Linked DNA regions of Homo sapiens: region 1 is linked to region 2. The links are chromatin loops, found by intact Hi-C in ENCODE. Cell type or tissue: CD4-positive, alpha-beta T cell. All regions are shown on one strand. Links, peaks and the distances in the headings refer to the core of each region. The heading gives the core; the rest is flanking DNA.

Region 1 (10,421 bases), core at 1,450-9,449, 77 kb before region 2:
AAAAGAGTTCTTTCATAAGTGTTTTTAGCTATAGTTTTTACTGGTATGTCAGACTGAAATATAGGACAGAAGCAGCTTTCTTGAGGTATAATTTACATACCATAAAATTCACCTGTTAAGTGTACACCTCAGTGATTTTAGTAAGTTTATGCAGTTGTGCAACCACCACTACAATCCAATTTTCAAACATTTCTATTACCCCCAAAATTTCTCTTGCACACATTTGCAGTCAATTCCCAGTCTCATCCTAAGCCCCAGGGAATTACTATTCTGCTTTTTGTCTCTGTGGATTTAAATTTTCTAGAAATTTCACATAAATAGAATCATGCAAGATATAGTCTTTTGTGTCTGTCTCCTTTTGTTTCTCATACTGTTTTTGAAGTTCACCTGTGTGAACAAACTACTGATGTGTGTGTATATATACATATGTATATAGATGTGTGTGTATATATATAGATGTGTGTATATACATATATATATAGATGTGTGTATATACATATATAAACAGCTTTTTTTTTGTTGTTGTTGTTTTTAAGACGGAGTTTTCTCTTGTTGCCCAGGCTGGAGTGCAATGGCACGATCTTGGCTCAATGCAACCTCTGCCTCCTGGGTTCAAGCAATTCTCCTGCCTCAGCCTCCCAAATAGCTGGGATTACAGATGCCTGCCACCTTGCCTGGCTAATTTTTGTATTTTTAGTAGAGACAGGATTTCACCATGTTGGCCAGGCTGGTCTCGAACTCCTGACCTCAGGTGATCAGCCCGCCTCGGCCTCTCAAAGTGCTGGGATTACAGCCATGAGCCACCGTGCCCGGCCTTTTAGCTATTTTAAATAATGCTTTTATAAACATTTTTATACAAGTCTTAGCATGAGTATATATACATTTCTTTATTTTCTCAGGTAGACCTGTAGGAAATAAATTGCTGGGTCACATGCTAAATTTATGTTTAACTTTTTAAGATATTGCCAAAGTGGCTGCACCTTTTCACATTCTTGTGGTAATGTGCATTCCAGTTCCTCCATACACATGCATTCCAGTTTCTCCACATCTCCTATATTGCTATAGTCAGTCGAACAGTGGTATTTCATTATGACTTTTAATTTGCATTTCCCAAACCAAAGATGTTGAGGATCTTTTCATATGTTCATTAGCCATTCATATAGCTTTTTTGTGTGAAATATCTGTCAAATCTTCTGCCCTTTTGTTAATAGGGTAATTTGTCTTCTTATTAGTTATAAGTGGTATTTTTTACTCTTGATACAAGTGTTTCATCAGATATATGATTTGCAAATATCTTCTTTTAGTCTGTAGCTTGTTTTGTTTTTTGTTATTGTTGTTCGTTTTTTGTTTGTTTTGTTTTTTTAAGACAGAATCTTGCTCTGTCCCCCAGGCTGGAGTGCAGTGGCTCAATCTCGGCTCACTGCAACCTCTTCCTCCCAGCTTCAAGCAATTCTTGTGTCTCAGCCTCCTAGGTAGTTAGGATTACCACCACACCTGGGTAATTTTTTGTATTTTTGGTAGAGACAAGGTTTCGCCATGTTGGTCAAGCTGGTCTCGAATTCCTGGCCTTGAGTGACCCATCCACCTCAGCCTTCCAAAGTGCTGGGATTACAGGTGTGAGCCACCATGCCTGGCCATCTTTTCCTTCTGTTGTTGAGATGGAGTCTCACTCTGGTGCCTAGGCTGGAGTGCAATGACGCTATCTCAGCTCACTGCAACCTCTGCCTCCCGGGTTCAAGTGATTCTCCTGCCCCAGCCTCCCGAGTGGCTGGTATCACAGGTCCACACCACCACATCCAGCTAATTTTTGTATTTTTTTTTTTTAAATAGAGATAGGGTTTCACCACAAGTGATCTGCCTGCTTCAGCCTCCCAAAGTGCTGGGATTACAGGCATGAACCACAGCCCCTGGCCTTGTTTTTTTATTCTCTTAATTGTACCTTTTGAAGAGCAAAGGTTTTTAATTTTGATGAATTCACATTTATCAGCTTTTCTTTTATAAATTTTGCTTTTGGTGTTGTAACCCTTTTTGTTCTTGTTCTTTTTCTTTTTTTGCTTTATGTTTTTTCTTAATAGTTTTATATCCTCATTTTTTTATTTCTTGCATCTATATTTATGCCTAAGTTAAACTAAATCCACATTTCAAAACAAAATGTTTATCTGATTGTTCCCCTCTTTCATAAAATTACTTGTAAAAAGAGCCTCACTGGGTATTTTTTAAGTGAGGTGGACCCATTTAATGGTTTCAGTAAATATTATGTTGCCCCATAGGCCAAGATAATAATAGCTATTTATCAAGGGCATACTGTTTTTCAGGCACTGTTTTAAACTCTTTGCTGGTATTAATTCATTTCGTTCTTTTTTTTTTTTTTTTTTTTTTTTTTGAGATGGCGTCAGGCTCTGTTGTCCAGGCTGGAGTGCAGTGGTGCGATCTCAGCTCACTGCAACCTCCGCCTCCTAAGTTCAAGTGATTTCCTGCCTCAACTTCCCGAGTAGCTGGGATTACAGGTGCATGCCACCATGCCCAGCTAATTTTTGTATTTTTAGTAGAGACAGGGTTTCACCATGCTGGCCAGGCTGGTCTCAAACTCCTACTTCGTGATCCAACCACCTCCGCCTCCCAAAGTACTAGGATTACAGGCATGGGCCACTGCACCCGGCATAATTCATTTAGTTCTAATGCTCTCAGGTAGTAGGTACTATTATTATCACTACTCTAGAGGTATGCAAACAGATACACAAAATACTTCAGTAGATTGCCCAGGAATTAGCAGAGCTGGTATTTGAACTCAGGCAATCTAGCTCTAAAGTATGCATACTCTTAACCACTATGCTAGACTATGCCAAAGCAATTTCCCCTACAAAATAACTCCCCAGAGAAGATCTGTTTCTGTGAAGGTATGTGGCGGGTGTCCCGTAGTGTCACCCCAGCCCCTCTTCTCCGAAACTGCCTAGTTTGCCCACAAGGAAGGTTCCTGTTTCTTTTGTGTGAACTTCCCATGGGACCTAACCCTGCCCCTCCCCAAAACACAGCCATTGCTGAGTAAGCCAAGAGTGAACAATAATCTAAGCTGAACATATCATATTCTCATTCTTACTTGAGGTTTGAGAAACACTGGGATTGGAAATCAAGTCGGATCATTGGATGGTCATAGGCTGGGGCCTCCATCAACTGCCACTGCAGTCCCAGGACTTTCCTTAGTTCCATCCTTCCTGAGGCCTGGCCATTCAATAATTCCATCATTTCCTGAGATACCGCTGCATTTTTCTAATACATTCCCATTCTGTTTAAGGTAGGTCAGGTTGGTTGCTGCTTGCAACCAACCAACGGTCACTACTATAAGCAGCCATAGTTGAGGCTTATTCTCTATCATTTCAGGGTCCACAATCTGCCCCGTCACTGCTCAGGTTTCAGGACCTCCGGCCAGACCTGCTGACCTCTCTGAGCCCTAGGGCACTGAGCACTAGTGACACTCACTTGTCAAGTGTGTCTTGCCTGGGATAGTCTATCTAGGCCTTTCAGGAGACAACTGGTTTAACTGACAAACTAAACTGCTAATGAGAGAACTAGAAGAAACTCTCAGTCTCTCCTTCTTACTCTCAGGTAACATATGTATACTGTAACAGAGGATTTCTGAAGACAGTGGCACTTTTGTTTTGTAAACCAAGAATGGCTTTAATAGTGGTGATTTCGGGTCAAATAAGAGAGAAGAAATATCTCTGGGCAATAGAGGTCTCATTATGCCCCTTATGATTTATTTTCTCTAGGCAGCAGCTTCTTTCCCTTAGCAGAGCGCAGGCTAGAGAAGAAAGAGCCACCACTACATTCCATCAGAGACAGCAGTAGTTCCAAAGTGATTTCAGAACGTGCAGCAGCTCCAAAAGTGAAGCTAGCTCCTGTGATAGTAACAAGTGGCTTGTTTGAGAGAAGGAGCATGGGCTTTGAAGCCAAATCAACCTATATTCAAAATAGCTTTGAGAGAAGGAGCATGAGCTTTGAAGCCAAATCGACCTATATTCAAAATTCTGGCTCTCTGCACACACAGGCAAGTTCTGAGCCTCTTTCTTTGCCTTTAAAATAGTGTTGATAATAATGGCAACCTTGAAGGGTTGGAGGTTTCATTTGTAAAAAGCTTGACACACTGCCTCCCTTATATTATTTGAGTTTCCCCTTTTCAAAAGGCAGCAGCTCCATAGTTCTCTCTGTTGTTTCTCAAACACACAACAAAATTACTCACAAAAGGATCATACTTCTGAGTGTAAAATTGAGATACTTCATGATTATTGTTCTGTAATTACACAAGACATCAGATACTCAGTACCTGCTTTCCAGAAAGTATGATCTAGGCTACAGGAAATTTCCCTGTAGTTGTAACTATTGGATTACACAGCAAATACTACCCAACAATTGAAAAATTATCTAAAGTTTCAGAATATTTAAAAAATCACTGTTATTTTCCTTGCAATTTATTTTCCAATGGTTGAGAGAAAGCAGCTGAAAATTTTCTTTCCCAAATATAAAAGAATACTTTTATAATTATTCTAATACCTTTGTTCTTTCCATCAAACCTCACAAACACATCAGAACTTCATACTATTCATCAGTGTCTCTGGATGAGCTACCTTTGGCAGATACTAAAATCACCGCCAGGAACCATGGAATTAAGAAATCTAAGTATGGACTGAATTCCTAAAAATCCATGGGAAAATCTATCAATATAACCTTTAAAAGTGAGTCTAGATATTAATAAATGATAATAAAATCAAAGTAACTAACATTCATCGAATGCTGACTAGGGACAAGGCAGTGTGCAAAGGATTTTAAATGGATTCTTTCATTTAATCCTCACAAGCCTATAAAGCCCATACTAGTTTTAGACTCATTTTTTTCTGTGAAGAAACTCAAACTTAAGATATGGAAATAGTGTGAGTTCTCACAGCTAATAATTTATGAAGTCAGAATTTGAACCCAGGCTTTCTGACTAAAAGCCCAAGCTCTTTCTTAATCAAGACATTCCTTAAAAATTGCAGCAAAATATACATAAAATGTACCAATGGAATCATTTTTAAATGTACAGTTCTCAGTTGGGCACAGTGGCTCATGCCTGTAATCCCAGAACTTTGGGAGGTTGAGGAGGGCCGATGGTGCACACCTGTAATCCCAGCTACTCAGGAGGCTGAGGCATGAGAATCACTTGAACCCAGGAGGTAGAGGTTGCAGTGAGCTGAGATTGTGCCACTGCACTCCAGCCTGGGTAACAAAGCAAGACTCAGTCTCAAAAAAATAAAATAAATGTACAGTTCTGCAGCATTAAATACATTCATGTTGTTCTTCAACCATCACCACTATTCATCTCCAGAAATTTTTAATCTTCCCAAACTTACTCTGCACTCATTAAACACAAACTCCCCTCACCCCAGCCCCTGACCACCATTCTACTTTCTGTCTATATGAATTTTACTACTCTAGGTACCTCATATGAGTGGAATCGTACAATATTTGTCTGTTTGTGGCTGGCTTATTTCACTTAGCATAATGTCCTCAAGGTTCATCCATGTTGTAGCATGTGTCAGAATGTCCTTCCTTTTTAAGGCTAATTACTACAGCCGGCCCTCCACATCCACCAGTTCCACATCCTTAGATTCAACTAACCTCAGATTAAAAGTGTTTTTTTTGAAATTAAAAAAAAATTTTAAAACAATACAGTATAACAACTATTTGCATAGCATTCACATGGTATTATTAGATGAGATGATTTAAGAATACAAGAGGATGTGCATAGGTTATATGCAAATACTATGCCATTTTATATAAGGGACTTGAGCATCCATGGATTTTGGCATCTGCAGTGTTCCATTATATACATACCACATTTTGTTTATCCATTCATTTCTTTATCAGCACTTGGGTTGTTTCCATCTTTTGACTATAGTGAATAGTACTGCTATAAGCATGGGAGGGCAAATATCTGTTGCAGTTGGATTCAGTTGTTTTGGGTATATACCCACTAACTAAGATATTTTAGGCCAGACATGGTGGCTGATGCCTGTAATCCCAGCACTTTGGGAGGCCGAGGCAGGTGGATCACCTGAGGTCAGGAGTTCGAGACCAGCCTGGCCAGCATGGTGAAACCTGTCTCTACTAAAAATATAAAAAAATTCGCCGGGCATGGTGGTAGGTGCCTGTAATCCCAGATACTCTGGAGGCTGAGGCAGGACAACTGCTTGAACCCAGGAGAGGGAGGTTGCAGTGAGCCGACATGGTGCCACTGCACTCCAGCCTGGGCAATGGAGTGAGACTCTGTCTCAAAAAAAAAAAAAAAAAACTAAGGTATTTTAAATACCTTGCTTCTCTTTGCTATTGGCCAATTATTCTTTGCCTTTTGTTTTTTGTGGACATCTCCATTTATGAAGCATTTATAAATGTGTGAACATCTAGGGAGATTCTCATGTGTCATCTTAGGCCAGTATCATGAATAACAGTCGGAAGAGGCTGGGGTGGTTCACAGCTTGGGCAAATGTAGGTACATGAGGCAGACTGGTGAACCAGATAGAATTTTCAGACCAAATATATTTTAAACATAATTTTCCTCCCTTGGCTAACGAGTTTTTGACATGCTTTTTCAAGCATTAAGGACATGACAACCTCTGAAGAATTTAGATAAGAGACAGAAGGGGAAAGGGATCCTAGAGAAAAAAAGTTGTGGTTCTGAGTTCTACTATGAAGCAGGAAGGAAATGTGCAAACACATCAGTGATGTTAAAGTCAATCTTAAAAAAGGCAAAAGAATGTAATTTTTTTTTTTTAAGACAGAATCGTGCTCTGTTGCCCAGGCTGGAGTCCAGAGGCATAATCATGGCTCACTGCAGCCTTGACCTCCCTGTCTCAGGCCTCAGGCAATCCTTCCATGTCAGTCTCCCAGGTAACTGGGACTATAGGTGTGTGCCACTGCACCCTGCTAGTTTTTTTTTTTTTTTTTTTTTTTTTTTTTGAGATGCAGTTTTGCTCTTGTTGCCCAGGCTGGAGTGCAGTGGCACAATCTTGGCTCACCACAATCTCCGCCTCCCGGGTTCAAGCGATTCTCCTGCCTCAGCCTCCCGAGTAGCTGGGATTATAGGCGCGCGACACCGTGCCCAGCTAATTTTTGTATTTTTAGTAGAGACAGGGTTTCTCCATGTTGGTCAGGCTGGTCTTGAACTCTCGACCTCAGTTGATCCGCCCGCCTCGGCCTCCCAAAGTGCTGGGATTACAGGTGTGAGCCACCGTGCCCGGCCTAATTTTTTTTATTTAATTTTTTATAGAAAGTGGGACTTACTATGTTACCATTCAAACTCCTGGGCTTGAGCGATACTCCCACCTCATCCTCCCAAATTGTCGTGCCCAGCCAGGATGTAATTTTAAAAAGAAAAAAGAAATGGACAGAATCAGCTAGCACAGGGCACTGAAAAATACATGCCCTTAGAATGCTGCTCTGCCACTATTAAACTTTGTTATACTTTTATCAGAACCCCACTGAGTAATTGTTTTCTCAAATATATTCACCTTCAGACAAAATAGTCTGCCCACAACACACACCCGGGTATGACTCTTTTTTCTTCTTTTTGATTTGGTAAAGCATCTACCAGAACTATCCTTTGGTAGCTTTCTCCCTATTTAAACCATCCTTCATTACCCCATTATATTCTTCATTACACTGCTGTAGTCAGCACTGTAACCAGATGGAAAGGAATGACCATGAGATCCCTAGAAATGGGGACCTGGGCTTCTGCCTCAGGCTGACATTGCAGCCCCATATTTCTAAATTAGCCTCCAGCAACCTGTTTTCTAATCTGAAAATGGGAATAAAAATACCCAACTCAAAGGATTTTTGAAAGGATCAAATGAGATGAGTTCCTACTATGTAGCAGTTGCTTAATTATTAACTGCACTTCTTGTCTGGATTTTCAATCCACTTTCCATGTTTTCTTCACATAATAAAAATATGTGTGTATAGAAGAGGGTCCTTACTTTCTCAGCCTTGTATTTATATTATAGATAAAGATGTGTAATGTAAAAGCCATAGCATTTTTGCTACGGAGTACTTATGAAGGTATTGACCTGAAGTGATGTCATTTATACAAAAGCTGAAAAATAAGGAAAGACACATCACACACACAAAAAAAATACAAATGGCCATTCACTCAACAAAAGGAGGAGAGACTGTTAGAGACTAAAAGAGATTTAAGGGCTGAGCTCAGTGGCTCACACCTGTAATCCCAGAACTTTGGGAGGTTGAGGCAGGAGAATTGCTTAAGGCTAGGAGTTTGAGGCTGCGGTGAGCTGTGACTGTCCACTGCCCTCCAGCCTTGGGCTACAGAGCAAGACCTCGACTCTAAAAAAATAAAATAAAATAAATAAGAGATATTTAAGAGACACAACAATTAAATGTAATGTTTGGATTTGTTTGGACTATGAATTAAACAAACAAGCAGTAAAAAGTTATCTTTGGTACAATCAGGAAATTTTAAATATGACCTGGATATTAGATTGTGTTAAGGAATCATTTTTATGTATGTATGTATGTATTTATTTATTTATTTTTATTTATTTATTTTTTTTGAGATAGAGTCTCGCACTGTCGCCCAGGCTGGAGTGCAGTGACACAATCTCTGCTCACTGCAAGCTCCGCCTCCCGGGTTCACGCCATTCTCCTGCCTCAGCCTCCCAAGTAGCCGGGACTACGGGCACCCGCCACCATGCCCTGCTGATTTTTTGTATTTTTAGTAGAGATGGGGTTTCACCATGTTAGCCAGGATGGTCTCGATCTCCTGACCGAGTGATCCACCCGCCTTGGCCTCCCAAATAAGGAATCATTTTTAATTTTGTTACATGTGACAATGGCATCGTGGTTATATTTTTTAAATGTTCTATCTGTGGGGAATGCATACTGAATTATTTATAAGTAAAACAAAATGATGTCTTGGATTTTCTTTAAACTACTCCAACCAGAAAAATAGAGAGGATGGATGAAACAAGATTAGCAAACTGAGGTTAAATGTTGAAATGGAATGATGAGGACATGGTGATTCATTAAACTCTTCTATTTATTTATGTTCAAAATTTGCCATAAGAAAAAGTTTTTGTTTTTTTTTTTTAATTAACACTGCTATTTAGAGACTAGTTGAGAGGAAGGACAAAGTGAAAGCACATAAATAAACCAGCCAGACAATAAAAATAAAGAAAAGTAGTTAGATTTGACTGACTGACTCTGGAGTCAGTCAGAATCAATAGGATTTGCTGAAGAATTTGCTACGTGGAATAAGGTAGAGGGAAGTGGCAGATTTCTGTTTCAGGGAGCTGGTGCCATTTATTGATAGGAGGATTCCTGGAGGAAGAGCAGTCTTGAAGGAGGTCATCAAGGAAAGCTTTCCAGGAGGCAACTGGCTCTATGCATCTGGAGCTCAGCAGAGAAGTCTGAACTGCAGATAGGGATCTATGAGTTATTGGCTATTAGACAGCATGTAAAAACATGGGCAAGACTATAAAATTGCCCAGCAGAAATATATAAGGAAAAACTCCAGGATCAAATTCTGAGGGACTGCAACCCTTAAAGGACAGGAAGAGGAAGGGACAGGCCAAAGAGAAATTGAGAAGGAGCAGTCAGAGAAAGGAGGAAACCATGAGAATGTGGTGCTGTAAAAACTAAGGGAACAAAAAAACTTTTCTTTTTTAAGATGGAATTTCACTATTGTCACCCAAGCTGGAGTGCAGTGGCACAATCTCAGCTCACTGTAACCTCTGCCTCCTGGGTTCAAGCAATTCTCCTGCCTCAGCCTCCCAAGTAGCTGGGATTACAGGTGCCCGCCACCATACCTGACTATTTTTTTGTATTTTTAGTAGAGTTGGGGTTTCACCTTGTTGGCCAGGCTGGTCTCAAACTCCTGACCTCAGGTGATCTGCCTGGCTTGGCCTCCCAAAGTGCTGGGATTACTTGGCCTAAAATAGACTTTTTTTGAGCTTCCCTAATAATCAAATAGCATGTTAACGTACTCATGGTATAAACTTTATAGCATTGTTTCCATTGCAGAAATATCTTCAAATTGCAAACTACTGACAAACACAACCAATTTTTGAGAACTGTCATAAGCAAAGCAATGTGAAAGTTTAATAAACATTTGTTGAATTCTTACTATGTTTGCACAAAGCATTATTGTGCCAGAGGAAGTAGCAGAAAGCAACATATATTGATAATCCGTTAGATGATGATAGCCAGTAGTTAATAGAGTGCTTACTCTGTGGTAAGCACTATTCTATTTGTACTGTGAACTCATTTAATTCTCACAATAACCCATGACATAGGTTATATTATTGTACTCATTTTACAAATGAGAAAACTGAAGTACCCGAAGTAAATTCCTCAGGATGAGTAGAGCCTGTATTTCG
Region 2 (10,421 bases), core at 1,605-9,604:
TAATGATTACAATTTAAATTTCAACTGGCTGAGGCTTTGTTTTTGTTTTTGATTTTTTAATAGACTGGATGTTGGTCTTGAACTCCTGGGCTCAAGCAAGTGTCACACCTTGGCCTCCCAAAGTGGATTATAGGCATGAGCCACCGTGCCAGACTTGGGTGAGGTTTTGAAATTGAAATTAAGCAAAATGGGCCGGGCACGGTGGCTCACACCTGTAATCCCAGCACTTTCGGAGGCCGAGGGGGGCGGATCACGAGGTCAGGAGATGGAGACCATCCTGGCTAACATGGTGAAACCCCGTCTCTACTAAAAATACAAAAATTAGCCAGGCATGGTGGCAGGTGCCTGTAATCCCAGCTACTCTGGAGGCTGAGGCAGGAGAATCGCTTGAACCCAGGAGGCAGAGGGTGCAGTAGCTGAGATTGTACCACTGCACTCCAGCCTGGGTGACAGAGCAAATCTCTATCTCAAGAAAAAGAAAAAAGAAAAGAAATTAAGCAAAATGATCTTAAAGTTCAAGTGAAAGAGTAGAGTAGAACTGAGTCCAGAACTAGATTCCAGTATATGACGTTTATACGTGACAAAAATATATTTCTTTTTCTTTCTTTTTTTTTTTTTTTTTTTTGAGACAGTTTCCCTCTTGTTGCCCAGACTGGAGTATAATGGCACGATCTTGGTTCACCACAACCTCCGCCTCCCAGGTTCAAGTGATTCTCCTGCCTCAGCCTCCCGAGTAGCTGGGATTACAGGCATGTGCCACCACGCCTGGGCTAATTTTGTATTTTAGTAGAGATGGGGTTTCTCCATGTTGGTCAGGCTAGTTGCGAACTCCCAACCTCAGGTCATCTGCCCGCCTCAGCCTCCCAAAGTACTGGGATTACAGGTGTGAGCCACTGTGCCCGGCCGACAAAAATATATTTCAATAGAAAATAGTATCAGTAAAATGCTAGCACAACTAACTATCTGTCTAAAGACAATAAAAGTTCAACCCCTATATCATGCAAAAAGCACTTTCCAGATATATTAAAATGTTTTCAAGCTATAAAGTAAAACAGTAGAAGTCTTAGAAGAAAATCTAAGAGACTAGAAATCTAGAGATAGGGTAGACCTTCTTAGCTAATTTTTAAAAATGAAGCTATATTTAAGATATATATTTCAAGTAAATAATAAGTGTGTGTGTGTGTACACACAGATGCTTCTCAGCTTACAATGGGGTTATGTCCCAATAAGCCCATCAGAAGTCAAAAATGTAAGTCGAAAATGCATTTAATACCCTGATAAATCCATCACAAAGCTGAAAAATTATAAGTAAAACTGTAAGTCACAGACTGTATATATAAATTTAAAATTTGGCAAAATATATTGCAAAGTCAAATTTGGGAAAGTATAGCACAGATAAAAGATTAAACTATTCACGGCCAGGCACGGTGGATCATGCCTGTAATCCCAACACTTTGGGAGGCCGAGGCGGGTGGATCACCTGAGGTCAGGAGTTTGAGACTAGCCTGGCCAACGTGGAGAAACCCCATCTCTACTAAAAATACAAAATTAGCTGGGTGTGGTGGTGCATGCCTGTAATCCTAGCTACTCAGGAGGCTGAGGCAGGAGAATTGCTTGAACCTAGGAGGCGAAAGTTGCAGTGAGCCAAGATGGTGCCATTGCACTCCAGCCTGGGCAACAAGAGTGATACTCCGTTTAAAAAAAAAAAAAAAAAAAAAGGTAAACTATTCAAAAGATAAATGGTTGAAAGATATATAACTAGGCAGTTTAGATAAGAACAAATCCAAATGGCCCATCAACATAAAAAGATGCTCTAACTGTAGCCAGAGAAATACGAATCAAAGTACCAACGAGCCCAACACATGGACGAAAACTTCAGAGAACACTACAGTCCCAGAAGAGAGGTAAAGGGCAAGAAATGAATCATTTATTGCTGATGGAAATGTGCATTGTAGAGCTGATATCTGTTCAAATTAAATATGCATATTTGACCTCAATTCTACTACTGATATCTACACCAAGGAAATGAAAGGAAATGCACAAGATTATTTATTGCCACACTCTAGAAGGAAAAACAGAGTGCATGCCCATCAATAGAATAGTTGAATAAATTATGATTCATGCATAATATAGAACATTATGCATTCATTTAAAAATGAGTTTGATGTTTAAAGGTTGACTTAGAAGGATTCCCGTGCAAAGTGAACAAAACAGAATACCGAGAAGGATGTATGTGAGGGATGCATGTGGGCACCTGGGAAAGGAGATGAAGAAAGCAACTGAAGGATATTTACCAAGTTGTTAATATGCATTACCTGACATGGTGATATAGGAGTAGGGGTGAGGAAGTGAAGGATCTGAGTAGGTGGAAAAAGAAAAGCAAAAGTACAACAGCGGGAGAAAAAACAGGATGACTCGTCTAGAAGAGACATTGTCAGTAACAAGTAAATAACATTTTCTGGAATATAAAAAAAAAAGCTATATGAATGTCATCATTATATGTAAAATATGAATGTAAAATACATGGGAGGATAATATGCATTAATAAAAATTATGGTGCTGGCAACAGTATCATGGATGACTGTATTATTATTTCCTTTTCCTTAACATTGTTATGCTATCTTTGAGTAAAATTAATTTTAGAAATTTAAAAATAATTGTCATTATACTTAAACCTTATATTTAAACAAGAAAATAATTCAAAAAACCAAAGCAGTTTAACTTTCTTTCATTACCTGAAATTCAGCCTTTTTACACAGCTAGAGAACTTCAGTTGATCTTGTGAAGGACAAAGAAGCAGAAAGACTTCTCTAGGATGTTGGGTTTCCTAAAAGTTAAACTCAATCATTTAAAGTTGCAAATAGGTAGGCAGGATGGATTCTGAAGCACAGATTTCCCAAATGCCCTTTTTGCAGCAGATTCAGCTTCTAAACAAGTTTCAAGGGCAATGTTCATGATAGACGCAACTTTTTCTTAACATTATATTGCATTGTCAATATGTATTCCATCATTTTATGCTTTTCAATGCACTTCCATTTATAAAAGCCGCATAGTTTGCTCTTATATGCCAATATGTTTGTAGCTCAAAATATACTTGAAATATTTTAAGTCCGTTTGTGCTCTTGATTTATGAACTAAATATACTACATTTTCCATTGTTAAAATAACACCTTGGCTAGGTGTGGTGGCTCATGCCTATAATCCCAGTGCTTTGGGAGGCTGAGGCAAGAGGATCACTTGAGCCCAGGAGTTCAAGACCAGCCTGGGCAACATAGGGAGACTCTAGCTCTACAAAAAATTTAAAAATTAGCTGGATGCGGGGGCACATGCCTGTGGTTCCAGCCACCCAGGAGGCTGAGCCCAGGAGATCAAAGCTGCAGTGAGCCATGATCACGCCACTGTACTCCAGCCTGGGCAATAGAGCAAGACTCTGTCTCAAAAAAAAAATTAAAGACACCTTGAATATTCTGTTGTTTTTAAAGAGCAGATTCATAGGATCATAGATGCATGACGCATCTTCTTAAAGATACATTATCATAGATCCTCTAATTAGAAGATATTCACTTATAGACAAAGATATATATATATATATATATATATATATATATATAATTTTTCTTTTTTTTTGAGATAGAGTCTCGCTCTGTCACCCAGGCTGGAGTGCAATGGCGCCATCTCAGCTCACTGCAACCTCCGCCTCCCAGGTTCAAGCGATTCTCCTACCTCAGCCTCCTGAGGAGCTGGGATTACAGGCACGTGCCACCATGCCGGCTAATTTTATATTTTTAGTAGAGACGGGAATTTACCATGTTGGCCAGGCTGGTCTCGAACTGCTGACCTCATGATCCGCCACCTTAGTCTCCCAAAATGCTGGGATTACAGGCGTGAGCACTGCGCTCAACCTATATATATATATTTGAGATGGAGTTTCGCTCTCGTTTCCCAGGCTGGAGTGCAATGGTGCAATCTTGGCTCACTGCAACCTCCATCTCCCGGGTTCAAGTGATTTTCCTGCGTCAGACTCCCAAGTAGCTGGGATTACAGGCACACACCGCCATGCCTGGCTAATTTTTGTATTTTTTAGTAGACACGGGGTTTCACCATGATGGCCAGGTTTGTTTCGAACTTCTGACCTCAGGAGATCCACCCGCCTCAGCCTCCCAAAGTGCTGGTATTACAGGCATGAGCCACCACACCCAACCATATATATATCTTTAAAATGATTTATTTAGTTTGGCTTCCTCTTAAAAAACACCAGATTTTTGTTTGTGTATAAGTAGCAGTGATATTGCAAAGGAGTTAAATATCAGCAATGCGAAGCAAAACAGTGCTTTGAATGTATTTTAGGAGGAAACTGCAAAATATATATGTTTGGTTCAGATAGACCAGGTAGCATAAAAGATAGAAGAAACTGTTAAATTTCAAAAAGTTCATGAGTCAGGGGAGGAAAAAAATATTTGAGCCTGGAATGTGTAAGTTGTGTATGCCCTCAAAAACTCAGGTGTGCTATTTGAACTTCATGTATAGGAGAAAAGCTAATGGAAGGATTCAATAAGACAGATACGATTCTAGGAAAGGATGTGGTTGTGGTGATTATAGCAGGAAGCCATTGATTAAGTACATTATGTCTTTTCAGATATGGTTTTTTTTGGGGTGGCGAAGTGTCTGCTTTGAAGAAAAATGCATTACTTTAAGGTCAAACGGGGTCAGAGTTTAAATGTGGAGCCTGGTTGGTACTTGTTAAATTGCGTGTCTTCCCAGTTAAGCAGTGTGATGTAGTGGGTAGGATCATTGTCAGTTAACTTTTGGTGAGTTATTTCACCTCTTTACACTGCAGTTTTCTCTTCTGTAAAATTGAGAGAATAAGAATATTATCCTGAAAAATTTGCCCTGGGAACTAAATAATATTTATATAGCAGTTGAGATGTCATGCAGAACAAAAAGACTCCTTGAATTGAATTCTGGGTCCCCTACTTACTCTATGGAACCTTAGACAAATTATCTCTCTATGCCTTTGTAATTTTATGACAGAAATAATAGTACCTACCTCATAGATTTATTGTGAGGATTAAATTAGTTAACATACATAAATTGCTTAGGACAGGATTGGCATAGTTGGCATATAATAACAACTCAATAAACATTGGTTAATATTATAATGCACAACATATAATAAATATTCAATAAGTGTTTGCTATTTTATTCAACTCCAAGAAGGCAGGGACCATATCTATTTTATTCACATTCACCTGTTGACACTTGGTAAGTGCTCAATAAATTTTTCTTGAATGAGAAGGTCATTTTCAATCAATACACTTGCATACAATTTCTCAAAAATGACTCTAACAAGATTAATTTTAAAAATTCATCAGATTATTTTTTCATTTTCATTACATTCACATATAGATATTTCACAGTACTCTCTACCACTTCAAATGATGTCTCTATCATCATAATCTTGTGGTGTTTAGAAACAGGAAGAATCCTTGAACAATTTATTTTTTATAGCTTCTTTTCTTAATTCTTTCAAACTGTGTTCAATTTGAAGAGGAAAATAGAATGGTGAAGTATAAAACTTTCTAATTTCAAATTACTTATATTACTGAATTGTGATTTAAATGCTGACATCTGGGAGATTTTTAACATAAAATCATAAATACATTACTGCTTCTTAGAATTCTAATGCTAAGAGTTAGTTTTCATTGTGGCTTATGCTTCCAATGTCTTAAGCATAGAGTAGCTAGTGAGATTTTTGAGGTAGTGGTGAATTTGCTGACAAAAAGTTTGCCAGACAAATAAATCAATTGCAATGACTCTTCTTCACAGACATTTCAAGCCTCATCAGTAATGGAAATGATCTTGGGGCAACTGAAAAACTAAAATCATTATCCTCTGTTGATATAGGACATTATTCAGCTAAACCACAAAACTATTATTGCAACTTATGCATTTTGCTTTCCTGTTTTCACGTACTTCTCTGCTTGGCATAGAAATCCTGTAAATCCAACACACATCCACGTTTCTGTAAAGTGATTTATTAGGGCCCTTGGGAGAGCACTGTTTTGCTGTTTTCTCTAACTAGAACAATTTATACTCTATTTATATTTTATTATGCAAAGAATGTAGCTGGCATGAACCTTAACCCAAAAATCTGAGCAGACAAGAAAAGTCACATTAAAATTTTTCTCTTTTGTAGTTGTAGTTCTGACTGAGCCCTCATTCTGCCTGATTTGATGGGTTGAGGGCAGGAAATTCAACCTCACACATCATAGGGGCTGTCTCCTCTTCTCTAGGGTTTGCACAAACATTGGGGGGAAGGAGGCGTGGCTTCCGTGCTGCTAAGACACAGGAAAAGGCTTTTAGCTTTCAGTAGATTCTATCTACCTAATGCAGGTCATTGTCCAGGCCTCAGTGTTTGTCTGAAGATGGAAGGCATGTGCTATTCACATCCTGAATTAAGTAGAAGAGGGTGGGAGTGAGGCGGGGTGGGCCTGAAAATACAGAGAAAGCAAACAGACATCATTATCTGAATAAATAACTTTTTGAAAACAATGTAACAAATAATTAAAAATTTGAACGGATAATCAGTTACCATATATATATATATTATATATATTTATATATATATATAAAATTTTTAAAGCAAATACATTTATTTAAGAATAAAACATTGGCGCTGGGTGCGGTGGCTCATGCTTGTAATCCCAGCACTTTGGGAGGCCGAGGCGGGTGGATTACCTGAAGTCAGGAGTTCAAGACCAACCTGGCCAACATGGCGAAACCCCATCTCTACTAAAAAAAAAAAAAAAAAAAAAACTAGCCGGGTGTGGTGGCGCATGCCTGTAATCCCAGGTACTTAGGAGGCTGAGGCAGGAGAATTGCTTCAACCTGAGAGACAGAGGTTGCAGTGAGCCGAGATCGCGCCACTGCACTCCAGCCTGAGCAACAAGAGCAAAACTCCGTCTCAAAAAAAAAAAAAAAAAGAAAGAATAAAACATTGGGCGGGGCACGGTGACTCATTCATGCCTGTAATCCCAGCACTTTGGGAGGCTAAGGCAGGCAGCTTGCTTGAGCTCAGGAATTTGAGACGAGCTCAGGATTTCGAGACCAGCCTGGGCAACAAAGTGAAACCCAGTGTCTACAAAAAAATACAAAAATTAGCTGGGCATAGTGGTGTGCACCTGTAGTCCCAGCTACTTGGGAGGTTGAGGTGGGAGGATCGTTTGAGCCCAGGAGGAGTCGAGGCTACAGTGAGCCATGTTTGCGACACTGCACTCCAGCCTGAGTGACACAGTGAGATCCTGAGGAAGGGGAGGGGAGGGGAGGGCAGGGGAGGGGAAAGGAGAGAAGGGGAGAAGGAAAGAGGGAAGGAAGGAGGGAAGGAAGGAAGGAAGGAAGGTTGGAAGGGAAAGACAGGAAGGAAGGAAGGAAGCAAGGAAAAAGAAAAGAAAAGAGCATTGTTCAGGCACAAGGCCCTCAAGTTTGGTTTGTTTTTTTTAAAAAAAGAATAAAACATTGAAGAAAGAAAAAAGAAAAGAAAAGAAGGCAAAAGAAAGAAACCCAGCCAGGCATGGTGGCTTATGCCTATAATCCCAGCACTTTGGGAGGTCGAGGTGGGAGGATCACCTGTGGTCAGGAGTTCAAGACCAGCCTGACCAACATGGAGAAACCCCGTCTCTACTAAAAATACAAAATCAGCCAGGCATGGTGGCGCATGCCTGTAATCCCAGCTACTTGGGAGACTGTGGTAGGATAATCGCTTGAACCTGGGAGGCGGAGGTTGCAGTGAGCTGAGATTGCACCATTGCACTCCAGCCTGGGCAACAAGAGCAAATTCCATCTCAGAAAAAGAACAGGGGAGGGGGAGGGGAGGGGAGGGGATTGTTCAGGCACAAGACCTTCAAGTTTGTTTTTTTTTAAAAGATAAAACATTGCCCTGCACAACAATGTGAATGTATTTAATGTCAATGAACTACAAACTTAAAAGATGGTTAAAATGGTAAATTTTATGTACACATTACCACAATTTTTTTAAAGTAAATTAAAAGAGCTGGTCAACATCCAGGGAGGAAAAAAAAAGACTAAAACATTGCCGACCATGCGCTAATATCAATTTGCAAAATGTAAGTTTTACTAGTAATAGATTTTAAGTAAGAATATATATATATATATATAGAGAGAGAGAGAGTTTGTTTGTTTTGTTTTTGTTTGTTTTTGAGACAGGGTCTCGCTCTGTCGCCGAGGCTGGAGTGCAGTGGCGCGATCTCGGTTCACTGCAACCTCCGCCTCCAAGGTTCAAGCGATTCTCCTGCCTCAGTCTCCTGAGTAGCTGGGATTATAGGCATGCACCACCACACCCGCCTAATTTTTTATATTTTCAGTAGAGATAGGGATTCACCATGATGGCCAGGCTGGTCTCAAACTTCTGAGCTCAAGTGATCTTCCCACCTCGGCCTCCCAAAGTGCTGGGATTACAGGTGTGAGCCACTAGGCCCAGCCAATTCTATTACTTTAGATAAAAAGAATATTACTAAGTTATAATAGCATGTTTGCAATGTTTTGAGCTCAAAGAGGAAAATTCCCCAAATATTAAAATGAAAAAAATCACACCATCTTATATCTGAACAAGCTGTTAATAGTCTAAATACTTAATTTTGTTTTATATAAGCTTCTGTGTATCCTACAACTGTATTCAAGATTTTCCACTATCTTTTGAACATGGCAAAAGTATTTAAGCACCTGCTATAACTTAAATCACTAGACACACATCTGACTCACTGGAATTCTTAATGAACTTATTAAAATATTTATTTGAATTTCAATTGGATCTTGCTATGAAAATATATTGCTTTAAATAAAGCAAGGCATAGTGGGCCGGGTGCAGGGGCTCACTCCTGCAATCCCAGCACTTTGGGAGGCCGAGGCAGGAGGATCACTTGAGCCAGGAGACCAGCCAGCCTTGGCAACATAGTGAGACTCTGTCTACACACACACACACACACACACACAAAGGCTTTTGGTTTTTTGTTTTTTTTAATTAGCCAGGCATTGTGGTGTACACCTGTAGTCCTAGCTATTTGGGGGACTGAAGTGGGAGGATCACTTGAGCCCAGGAGGTCAATGCTGCAGTGAGTCATGATTGTGCCACTACACTCCAGCATGGACAACAAAACGAGACCCTTTCTCAAAAAACAAAACAAAACAAGGCATAGCCAAAGTCTCACCTAAGATGAGCACTATGAACTTTGGTATAATTTTTGTTCAGTATTGTTTTATACATTTTACATTGTTTCTGAGCATACTGATATATATAATATGGCAGTCTGCTTCCCTCATTTAAAGTAAAACATAAACATTTCCAAGTTATTACAAATGCTCTCTAAACTCCCTTTTAATGACTGCATAGCAGTCTATGACATGGTCTTGCTTTATTCCTCTTCTGCTTCTACTTAGTAGGAGCAGAGAAAATATGCCAAATGACTGTAGAATGTTTGGGGAGCTGTAGTTGAATATAGCTGGAATACAGAATTTGAGGCAGAGATAATAACAGGTAAATCACGTCCTGAAGGCTGAGTGTAGTAGTTTAAAGTTAAAATTGAGACTGGGAAGAAACTGAAAGGTGACAGTCAGATTTGCATATTTAGAAGATCATCCTCTTAGCAGTATAAAGAATGGAATTCGGTTGGAGGACCTACCTTAGAACAGTGAAGAGATGATGAGTTGGGACTGGAAATGAAGAAGGTAGCAATGGAAATGGGAAGACATATTTGAGATTTGGTGACAAAGTAGATGCAGGGGATGAGAGAAGAATAATTCAATTGACAAACAGAGAGATACAGCACCAAACAAAGATAAATATCTCTGCCCTCGTGGAACTTTAGTCCTACTGAGATTAAATTCCAGATTTTTGGCTAACTGGATATGGCCACTTGCCAAGACTAAAAAAAAAAAATATACAAGGAGAAGCAGGGTTGTTGTTGTATTGTTGTTTTGGTGAGGAGTGAGGGAGGGGCAGGTCTATTGAGTTCATGTTTAGAGTTAGAACATGTTAAGTTTCAGGTACCTTATATCTTCAAAGTGAATGTGTCTAGTAAGCCACCAGACGCATGAGTCTGGAATATAAAATTGAGATATGGGCTAGAATATAGATTGGAAATCTATTAGGAAACTGTCAGTAGTTTGAAGCCTGAAAATAATGCAGAACTGAGGAAGACAGGGCTTGGGTCTGAACTCTGGAAAAGATTAATTGATGTTTAAGGTAAAGGCAGATTTATAGAGCTCATAGAGAAGACTAGCCAAGAGAAGGCGGAGTGGACTAGGAGAAGCCCACTAACAAAATCATGACACCAAATGGCATGGGGGTACTAAGGAAGAGAGTGGTGAATGGTGTCAAATATTCTGGAGATGTTGAGAAATGAAAA

The links. Hi-C counts contacts between places; a loop is a spot of excess contacts. Peaks named below come from ENCODE experiments on the same cell type or tissue, not always from the same donor. Only the 100,000 strongest peaks of a DNase experiment are listed, where the experiment ranks them.
Region 1: a loop joins it to region 2, with 2.3 times the contacts of the local background. A loop is called at or near these places in 4 of 110 quality-filtered maps.

What each region holds. Positions count from the first base shown.
Region 1 is chr12:68,592,504-68,602,924 of GRCh38, forward strand. No RefSeq gene overlaps it. Among named protein-coding and RNA genes, the nearest start is that of RAP1B, 13 kb to the right of the region's middle. In CD4-positive, alpha-beta T cell, for the core only: no CTCF peak of the experiment used is centred there; no DNase peak of the experiment used is centred there.
Region 2 is chr12:68,669,331-68,679,751 of GRCh38, forward strand. RAP1B (RAP1B, member of RAS oncogene family) reads left to right here. Exons shown (of 8, transcript NM_001010942.3): 8 at 1-2,571. It overlaps LOC100507250 (a long non-coding RNA gene), which reads right to left. Exons shown (of 3, transcript NR_038930.1): 3 at 5,041-6,491. Among named protein-coding and RNA genes, the nearest start is that of NUP107, 12 kb to the right of the region's middle. In CD4-positive, alpha-beta T cell, for the core only: no CTCF peak of the experiment used is centred there; DNase peaks (open chromatin) are centred at 4,641, 6,311 and 7,031; H3K4me3 peaks cover 832 bases; H3K27ac peaks cover 1,129 bases.